Linked DNA regions of Homo sapiens: region 2 is linked to region 1. A link is a loop called in an ENCODE intact Hi-C map of the cell type or tissue named here. Cell type or tissue: PC-3. All regions are shown on one strand.

Region 1 (5,000 bases):
TACTATGTAACAGTGTATTCAAGTACTCAAGGTTGTTTTAAATAGTCATTGTGCTGACAGAGCTCACATTTTTACAGAATGACAAAGCGATGATGAGGAAAAGCAAAGAAATCCATGCCAAAGGGCCATTCAGCAGTGAAAGCATGGCTTTTAGTGAGCTTGCACGTTCGTAGGCAGTTTACTACTGACCACCTCAAGGGCAGCAGAGGCCCCATGGTGGTTCTATCCAAAGAGTGGAATTCTCAAGGCTTTATTTGCCTTAAACTTGATGTCCTAGTAGACCTGATATCTACTGCAGAGAAGTATAAATGGCTTATTCTTCCAGTAGGAGCTCACTTTGTTTCCTTCACTCCTCTATACCTGGTTGCTTTTAGTCAACACACAGTAAAATACACCCTTGAATGGAGAGAGTATACTAATGGATCAAAGGTGTTCCAAGGGCATTGCCACCAATATGTCAACAGTAGGATTTACCTGGCCCAGGGGGCCCGCCAGTCATTTAACAGGGTAGCAGTCTGGGGTGCCAATAGGCTCTGCAGCATTGTAGCTAAGGCTGACCTCAGTAGGGTGGTGCACCTCCTGCTGGTCAATAAATGAGGTAAATTTAATGGCAGCCTTTGAGGTGAACCAATGTTTTATTCCTTGGCCAAGGCTGAAAACGTGGCTGGCCATAAGGAGGAGAGGGTGATATTTAGGAGCGTGGAGAGGCAGGCAAAGTGCTCGTAAAGACCTTGGAAAATGCTTATAAACGTGGTTGAAAAGAGACAAGGCATTGGAAACAAAAGCAGATTTTCCAAACCAAATCTCTGAGATGCAATTATATATATTTTTTTTCTGGAAACAAGCTCTGGTTGAACCGTGTGGTACAACTGTTAACAGCCTTTTGCCAGAAGGAGTCAAGTAAACATGGCAAAGAAATGTTTTTCTCCTTTAGGGAATATTCACTTTTCTCTTTCCTATGACTTTTTTTTTTTCTTTTAGCCCTACCTGGAAATAGTTATAGTTGTTATAATCATATCAAACTAAATTAACGTAATTTAGAATAATTAAAGTTTTGTGGGTTTTTTCCTCTTTCTTTATACTGTATTTACTTAGTTTCTTTGCATAGTCAAAACTTTTGGCATTTGAAATCATTTAAATTAAAAATGTTGTAGATGCTTTTACAGTAAATCAAAGACAATTTTTTTTTACAAAGTTTCAATACACTTCCAAAGTCGCAGCAAGACGATAATTGTAAACAAAAGCAGTAGAACTGATGCAATTAGGGCAAATATAATCTAATTAATAACTTACCTGTAGATGATCGTGATTTGAGGGATTATAAGGACTCACAATAGTTAAAATATATTTACCTGTCATTCCATAACATTAAGAACCTACTTTCTCTCTCTCCCTTTTTTTTTAAATCTAACTTCTGACTTTCAGAGCTTCCTTTGTAAATGATTTTTAAATTGAAGGAAAGGGGTAGGAAAAAGCTCAGTAACCTTTTAATATTTTTTTATTGCTTTAATCTATACCTAGGAAATGTCAGGGTACACATTATCCAATATTTTCTGGGAGTTTTAAATTAGTCAAGTGCACAGGAAGCATTTGGTTTCCACTAAATACCTAAATACTTCCTCTTTTCTTGGTCTATTTTCTCACAATAATAGAAACAGAAGTCCTGGTCATTCGCAAAATCCTTCAACCTAAAGAAAGCTAGATGCTTTATTAGCATCTGATTAATACAGCTGCTTTTTAAAATCAACATGCTTATCTAAGCCTCTAAGATGCGATGAGTTAAAAGCTAAAATGGAAAAATGAGATTCTGGATTGCTTTTTTCCCTTGTAAACAGCACCTGGGCTCCTACCAGTCCCCACAGTTAGCCTTCTTACCGGTGAGGCCCCCATGATTAAGGCAGGTTTAACAGCTGCAGATGCCACCAGGGGGTGCCAAAGGACAGTACCTGCCTGCATAATAGGCTACAGGGCACTACAAAAGACTGGAAGAGAATTCCCTAAAGCTAGAAAATTAGAATGTAGACCCACCTTGGGCCATGATGGAGCATATTCTTATAATAATGTATTTGTTCTGAGAGGCTCTAATCACTGCAGATGGACAGGACCATTGCAATCATCTCAGAAACGTCCTCATTTTATAAATGAGTCTGCTGAGATCTAGAGAGATTGAGGATTCCTCCAACACCCATACTAGTAGACTGCGGCAGAACTGGGACCAGGACTGAGGTCTCCAGATTTTTCTTAGACCATCTTCTGCTCCAACCTGCTATCGCCCCATGATGAAAATGCTGCCAAGAAAATTCACACATTGCGTTTGACCCTATCCCAGGGTCCTTTTCAACACTTTGGCAGATGGAAAATGATCTCCTTCCCTGAACATCCAGGTTTTAATTAGTAGATACTGTGAATGTTCACTTCCCAATTCCTCCTTACAGATTCATATAGAAATGAACAGAATTCACCCCAAGAACTTTGTGTTCTAGTTAGGAAAACCTCATTCCTATAGGAGTGTTTTCTAACTCTTTCCTACCTACTTATCTCCATTTTCTAGTGAGTACCAGCCGCAGGATCTTTCTTATTCCTCTGATCAGGACACTGTTGGCCTCTTGTCAAAACTAACAGAATCACTCTTGCCAAAAAATACATTAGAAACTAATATTTTAAAATATATTAAAATGTCTGTGTTACAATGCATGCTAAAAACCCATTTCCAACCTATGCAGACCCAGTGTCTTCCAGGTAAAACCTATGTTCCCGCTTTGTGAGAGAGCCCCTGCTTTCTTCAAAAACAACCAATTTCGGGGCCATATTATAGATCTAGGTGAAGAGCCCACAGCACAACATAAATTAGAATTAGAATCATAACTGAAACCTTTTAGAGCGCCTATTGATTTTAACATGCCTGGTCCATAGAGGCAACCTCAGTGAGTCCACTTCCTCCTAATTTGACAGCTGCTCAGCTATGGCCAGAGCTTGGACTAATGAGGTTACAGCTGTCAGGGTTAATCAACAGATCCAAATATGAACAAGGAATTGGGTAGCTGGTTTCAGTTAATTTGTGCAAATGTACGGATTGGGTGGGCAATATTTACACTGGTGACTCAAAACAAACTTTCAGGAATGGAGCCAAAAATGATCTCACCAGTTCTCAGCTCTGCTCTGGAGAGATAAGACACAAATTACAGAAACAGGAGATGGAACACGAAAGAGTTCATAGTTTCAAACTACCCATGAAAAGCCCATTTATATCCAGCTTATTTCCCTCTTTATCAAGTATCTAATTTAATTTCTAATACTTGAGTTTCTGGTCATTCCACAAAAGGTTCTCAAACTGTCCCCTGATGATTCAGTGTGGGATGTGTGGGTCTTCTTCCCTTGCCATGGGACTTTATGTAACAGTCATCCCTCTCCCAATCTGCACACATATGAGAGCATCCAAAGTAAATGCCACAATCCCTACATGTCCATTTTGTTATGAAAACATCATTCTATTAATATAAATACAGACTGCATTTGCCAGAGCTAACTAGAACAGGTGCAAAGTCTTTAGATGCTTGCTTGCACTGAGAAATGAAAAGAGTGTACAAACAGTTTCTCTTGTGGTGGCACTGCTGGTGTCGATGTAACATTCATCTCTGTTGCATTCCTTGATGTTCATGGAAGGTAGCCCAGGAAACTCAATACAACCTGCTTGTAGGGTAGAGAAGGAAGAAGCAGGAAGAGAAAGATAGTGATGACATGGTCTCTAGGATTCTGTTTATGCAAATACTCTCCCCTTGATCTGGGGCTTGTGCGGGTTATGTATAGAGTACATTCTGTCAAATCTCCTGCTGAGAGTTAAGGGATGCTGCCAACATAAATATTCTGGTGATTCTGAATTTAGAAAACAGCTTAAAGGCTCCTGATGTTTCTGTTCTTCCTCTTCTTTTTTTTTTAATCTTATCCATGTGACTGCCACCGTGTTGCCCATGGTTTCAAATTTACTTTGTAGTTTTCCAAGCAAGAGAAAGTCATTACCTGAAAGGCACATGTGGGTTTCTGTCTGCATCATCATGGTTATCTCAACACTGCACTTCATTTTGTGGAATGAGAGCATTAAATGCATATGCCACTAGGTGGAATAGTCTTAATAAATACATAATAAATATTCTATGTGATGGTTGAGGATCTTATGTGCATGATTTTATATATTTTGGGAGTCCATCTTTAAAAGTGAGTTCCTAAGTGTATGTGTGTTAGTGTGTATTTGTACAGAATATATATATAATATATATACACACACACATATATATACTCTGCATACACATATATACATATATATGAAATCTTATATATAGTAAAAGCATATATTTAAACTTCTATATGTGTGTATATATATGAGTATATATATATACACTCTGTATGTATATGCATATATATATACTCTGTATGTATATGCATATATATATACATATACATATATATATATATACATATACATATATATATATATATACATATACATATATATATATATATATATACACACACACACACACTCTATATGCATACAGAGTATATATACAGGTTGAGTGTCCCTTATCTGAAATGCTTGGCACCAGAAGTGTTTCAGCTTTCAAGTTTTATTCAGATTTTGGAATATTTGCATTATACTTATCAGTTGAGCATCCCAAGTTCAGAAATCCAGAATCTAAAATGCCTCAATGAATATTTCCTTTGAGTAACCTATAGGTGCTCAAAAGTTTTGGATTTGGAGTGTTTCAGATTTTGGATTTTCAGATTTGGGGTGCTCAACCTGCTCAAACTCTTATATATAGTGGTTTGGGATAAGTTGTTGCCAATGTCATTGCAGCAGTAATGGTAGGAAGAATTCTAAGGTGGCCTTTCAGGATTTCTGTCCCCAGTGCATACTTCCTGTATACTGTCTTCTCCTTCAATGTGGGCAACTTGTGAATATGATGGGAGATCAATCCCAGAGATTATTCTAATTAAATGAACCC
Region 2 (5,000 bases), 210 kb after region 1:
CAGGCCCTCAGTGGATTGGATAATGCCCACCCAAACTGAGGAGGGTAATCTACTGATTCCACCAATTCAAATGCTAGTCTTATCTAGAAACACCCTCAGAGACACACCCAGCAAAAATGGTTAATATTGGCACTCTGTGACCCAGTCAAGTTGACACATACAATTAACCACTATAGCTACCCTTAATTATGAGCCTCATCAGACTTCAGAAAGTACCAATTTGAGGAGAGCCAGCCGTAGGCAAAATTGTTGTCATTAGAAAATGGCTATTAGCTAGAATTAAACCCAGAAAATAATTTTTTGAAGGTCTAGGCACTTGTAGGTTGACAGACTCCCACCTCTTCTTGCTGGTGCTGGTGTGACTCTATTCTTTCTTGGGCTCTGATCTCCAAACAGTCCTTAATTTCATTCACTGTTCTTGATGTGGGATAAAATAAATGATGTAGGCTTGCTGAGTTTATTTCCAGTTAGCATCATCTTTTCTGCAGTAAAGATGCCTGAGGAGGCCCACCTTCATGCCAACCTGCAAAGTTCTACCTGCCAGGGTAGCCACCATGAGTTCTGTTGGCCAAAGTTTCTTAGACTCTACTCCAGGGCACACCAACTCTTCAAATGCCCACCAAGAAGGCATTTGGAGAGTTGATGTGCCCTGGAGTAGAGGTTAAAAAATTTTCTGGGAGTGCCCAAAGTGGGCAGAGAGCTTACGCTATGAAGGCAACACCATGGGCTGCTTGGGTTCTGTCCCACACACTGGGGGAAGTAAGTGGAGAGAGATATTTCAAGGCATGCTTAGGAGGGCAAGAGAAAAATACAATCATATGAAAGAAGAGGCCGTCTCCCAAGTGAATTCAAAAATAAGTGCAGTGTAATGGTCTAACTACAAAGTCCACATTCCTTCCACTCCATTATACTGCCTCAGACTATCTTCAATGCATTTGAATAGCTCTACCATGCCTCTCCTACCAAATTGTTATAACTCTATTATAACGTTAATATAATGTATATGGAAAGGACCAGCACAATGTATTACACATTTTCTTCTTTTCCTTTGAGACTTTTCACACATGTCAATACTTATAGGTAGATTGATTGTAGCAAGTATTGTTTATTGCCTTTTTGAGATATAAGGGCAATTTAAATAACATTTACTTAAATTATATTATTTGTTAGGAGTGATTTGAAGTGACACAAAATTCTAACAGGACATGATTGTTCAATCTATAGTTTAAACACTTGCCATTTTCCTCTTCATATTGGCTTTCTTTGGAAAAAAAGACTGTTTCAGAAAGACCAGCTGCTTTTAGTCAAATTGGGCAAAACAGAATCTAAGTATCTTGAAAAGGCTATTGCATTTCACCATTCTTACTGAATCCTTTATTCTTATGCAAATCAAGCCAGGAAGAATCAATGAAGCACCACCTGGCAAAGACCCAAAGATTCACCACCCATTTTGGCTAACCTAGAGACTTTATTTTCTCTTGGCATGAATAGTCCAAGAACTGTAACAAATAAACCTACATCATCTAACTCTTCCGGATGTTCAGAATTAGTCTCAGGTCCAAGCTGAATTCAGGGTCATCACTCCTGAATTGCTTTTTAAAAATCACTATAGAAAAACTATTGCCAAAACCATGGAACTTGACTAGGGAGCATGTGGGGAAAGAGTTGTTACCTAAAACACAGGAAGCTAAAATAAAAATGAACAATTTTTTTAAGGATAAGTGTATTTTAAATATTACATGAGACACATGTATAATAAAAACATATTCACAGTTTATCTGAAATTACAATTTAATTGAGCTTCTTTTATTTTTATTTGGTAGCTTTGGCAATCCCAAATAAAAAGAGACACAATCTATAATATGTTATTCTTTCAACTACAACAAATTAAGATCAGGCTTAATTTCTAGTTTTGGAGATGAAAAAAATATTCTGAGCTGAAGTTGCTTACAATGTATCATGATACTTCATACCAACTTTGACTGTGTGGACAGCTTTCCATCAGATTCTGAACTGATACTGATACCATCTGATGGCCTGTATAAGGCCCTTGTTAGTCATCAGGTAGGAATGAGTTCCAGCATCTCCCAGCATTGTCTGGAATAAAATCAGCTACTGTCCTCTGAGCTGAAAGGATGCCTTTTTATTATTGCCCAATCTCTTGAAGCATCCAGTCCCTACTTCCTACTCTTTATGACAGTCAGCATACAGTACTTTTTGTTCTAACAGGTGTATAATGATGTATCTGATTACTTATCACAAGGCATTTTGTTTTTCCAGACAGTAACAGGATGTCAGTGTAAAGAGTTTGTTCCTACTTCAATATGAACTAATAATTTTTAAATCCTTAAACTGAGAATTTTTGCTAGATGTGTTTTGGTTTATCAGACATCCTGAGCATCAGGCACATTCTCCTTCTTTGCTTCCCTATGTTAACAGCAAAACTAGCTTAATGTATTGAGCAGAGTCCTTGTTTAAGCTTGAACAAAAACTATCAGCTTTCTATCTGCTTAATTAAACCATAAAGTTGTACTTACATTCCATTGTGTGTAAGTGAAAAACAATTACTTCATGACATTATTCTTGTTTTTAAAAAAACCACACACAACAAAATCTTTTCGTTCAAATATCAGAGTAACAATGGTAGAAACATTTCACTACGACAAAACAGTGTTTACATTTTATGTTATAGAATTTCAGTATAAGAAATGCCTGTAGAAATACAAAATCAATGCTTAGCCAATGAGTGGGACAATCCTAGCATGTCTCCCGGGGCAGGATACAATACCTAATTGGAGACTCTATATAAATAACCAAACAATATTCATCATTGGGATACTGCAGTGGCCTCTTTCAAATCTCTATACTATATACACAATAAAATCTATAGTTTCATTGGATTTTTTAAAGAGTAGAGAAATACATTGTACCCAGTAAAACTTTTACAAAAGATGGTGAGTACAAATCTTTTGGAATTACAAAGATACATAAAATAAGATTGACTCCACTTTCAATGTCAGGTATACTGTTTTTGAGAGTATTTACATAGCCTTATTCTCACATCCTCTAAAGTTAGCAGCAAAATCACCATTGCTTTTGGAAAAAAAAATTATTATTCTTTGTGAAACCCAACAAATATTCAGAATTTTTTTTAAAAAAAATCAATTACAAAAATTTATACACTCAAAAAGTATATATAAAGCATATGGGCCTGTTAAAATTTGCCACTCTTCTTATGAAGTAGAATATTACTAATACTTTGAAGTCCTATACACGTCTCTGAAAGATTCATTGATATTCTTCTGAATTTTAAAATTATCATTCTCTTGTATTTCTTTGTAGTTTTGATAGCAGCAGGGGCCCATCTGGAGCAGCAACTTCCATGATGCCAGCTGCAACAGAGGAGGCACAGCTGGGGCTGAGCACTACATGGAGCTGGTGAGAGCTAAGCAGAGGTGGAAGCCCTGCCCCCCTTCTGAGTTGGCAGGGTGGGAGTCTTGCCCTCCCTGGGTGCAGCTGGGGCTGCCCAGCCACAGCACAGAACTGCTTGCTCCCATTGGCTGGCTTCTCCCTTCTCCCGGGACCTGCTCTGATCTCAGAGCAAAGTTGAGGCCAAGCCTGGGCACTATCACAACCCAGCTGGGTGTGTGCACATCTGGGGCAGCACTGACATGCCAGCCCCCTGTGGCCTCAGCCCCCTCTGTGCTTTGGGCACTGACACGCACAGGAGGGAAGCCAAATGGGGGCACAGGGTGGCTCAGTGCTGACCTGCAGGCACCCCTCCTCCACACCAACAGCCTGGGTACCATGGATGTTGGCAAGAGGCAGACAGGCTCCTGGGTGGAAAGGGACGGGTCCCAGTGAAGCCCCACCTTCAAGTTGGGGAAGGCCTGAAACCTGGAGTCTGGGCTGCCAGCCCCACAGACTAGAGTGAGAACTTATGGTGCTTTTTCTAGGCCCACCCATGGCTGCCTATGGACCAATCAGCACATATTTCCACCTGTCTGAAGCCCATAAAAACCCTAGACTCAGCCAGACTTGGAGAGAGGATGGGATGATGACCAGCCATGGAGAGCAGTTACCCACTCCAGAGTCTCCTCTCTGCTGAGAGCTGAGCAGACATCAGGATTGCCACTGGCAGTGAGGAGCTACCTACTCCAGGGTCTCCTCTCTACTGAGAGCTGAACACCCAACAGAATGGCCTACCTGCAGAGAACTACTCACTCCCAGGTCTCCTCTCTACTGAGAGCTGACACTAATAGGGACACTCTGCCTGTGGAGAGGAGCTACCCAATGCAGGTCTCCACTGAGCTGTTCTGTCACTCAATAAAACTCCTCTTTGCCTTGCTCACCCTCCACTTGTTCTCAAACCTCATTCTTCCTGGATGCAGGATAAGAATTTGGGATCTGCTGAATGACAGTGCTAAAAGAGCTGTAACACAGACAGGGCTGAAACATGCCCCTTGCTTGCCACATTGTAGGTGACAAGAAGAAGAGAAGAAAGAAGGAGAGAAGAGCTGCAACTGTTCAGGGAACCCAGACTTAGGAGCTCTCTGAGCCAAGGCTGTAACACCTCTTTGGGGTTCTGAGGTTTCTGGCATCTTCAAGCAACTATATTCCCCAGTGCCAGCCATGGAAGCTGCTTGTGGTATGCCTGGTCCAGCTGCAGCCTTACAGAGAGCCAGCACCTGCCCCATCACAGCCAGAGTGCCTGGCTGTGTGCAGTGGCCAGACCCCACGTTTTCTCACTCACACACCACTCACTGCTCTGCTCACCCTTGGCAGGGTTGGGATCCAGGCCAATAGTGTAAGCCAAGTGCAACCTGCCAGGCCAAGTGGGCCCGGAGGGCCTGAGCAAAACTCAGGCAAAGGCACCACTGGCCACAGAGGTTTCTGACTGGTGAAACGACACCCCAAGGATCCCGTAACAATTTTGCCACATATGTATACACCCTCTAAAAATATTGCTTAGTGTTTTATATATTTACCCTGTTTTCTTT

The links. A loop is a pair of places that touch in the nucleus more often than their neighbours do. Peaks named below come from ENCODE experiments on the same cell type or tissue, not always from the same donor. Only the 100,000 strongest peaks of a DNase experiment are listed, where the experiment ranks them.
Region 2: it touches region 1 in a loop (6-fold over the local background); 9 of 110 quality-filtered maps call a loop at or near these places.

What each region holds. Positions count from the first base shown.
Region 1 is chr6:132,961,239-132,966,238 of GRCh38, forward strand. No RefSeq gene overlaps it. Among named protein-coding and RNA genes, the nearest start is that of LINC00326, 120 kb to the right of the region's middle. In PC-3, CTCF peaks have their summits at 578 (motif pointing left) and 1,935 (motif pointing right); DNase peaks (open chromatin) are centred at 83, 1,933 and 3,123; H3K4me3 peaks cover 678 bases; H3K27ac peaks cover 3,081 bases.
Region 2 is chr6:133,168,699-133,173,698 of GRCh38, forward strand. No RefSeq gene overlaps it. Among named protein-coding and RNA genes, the nearest start is that of EYA4, 70 kb to the right of the region's middle. In PC-3, no CTCF peak of the experiment used is centred here; a DNase peak (open chromatin) is centred at 2,083.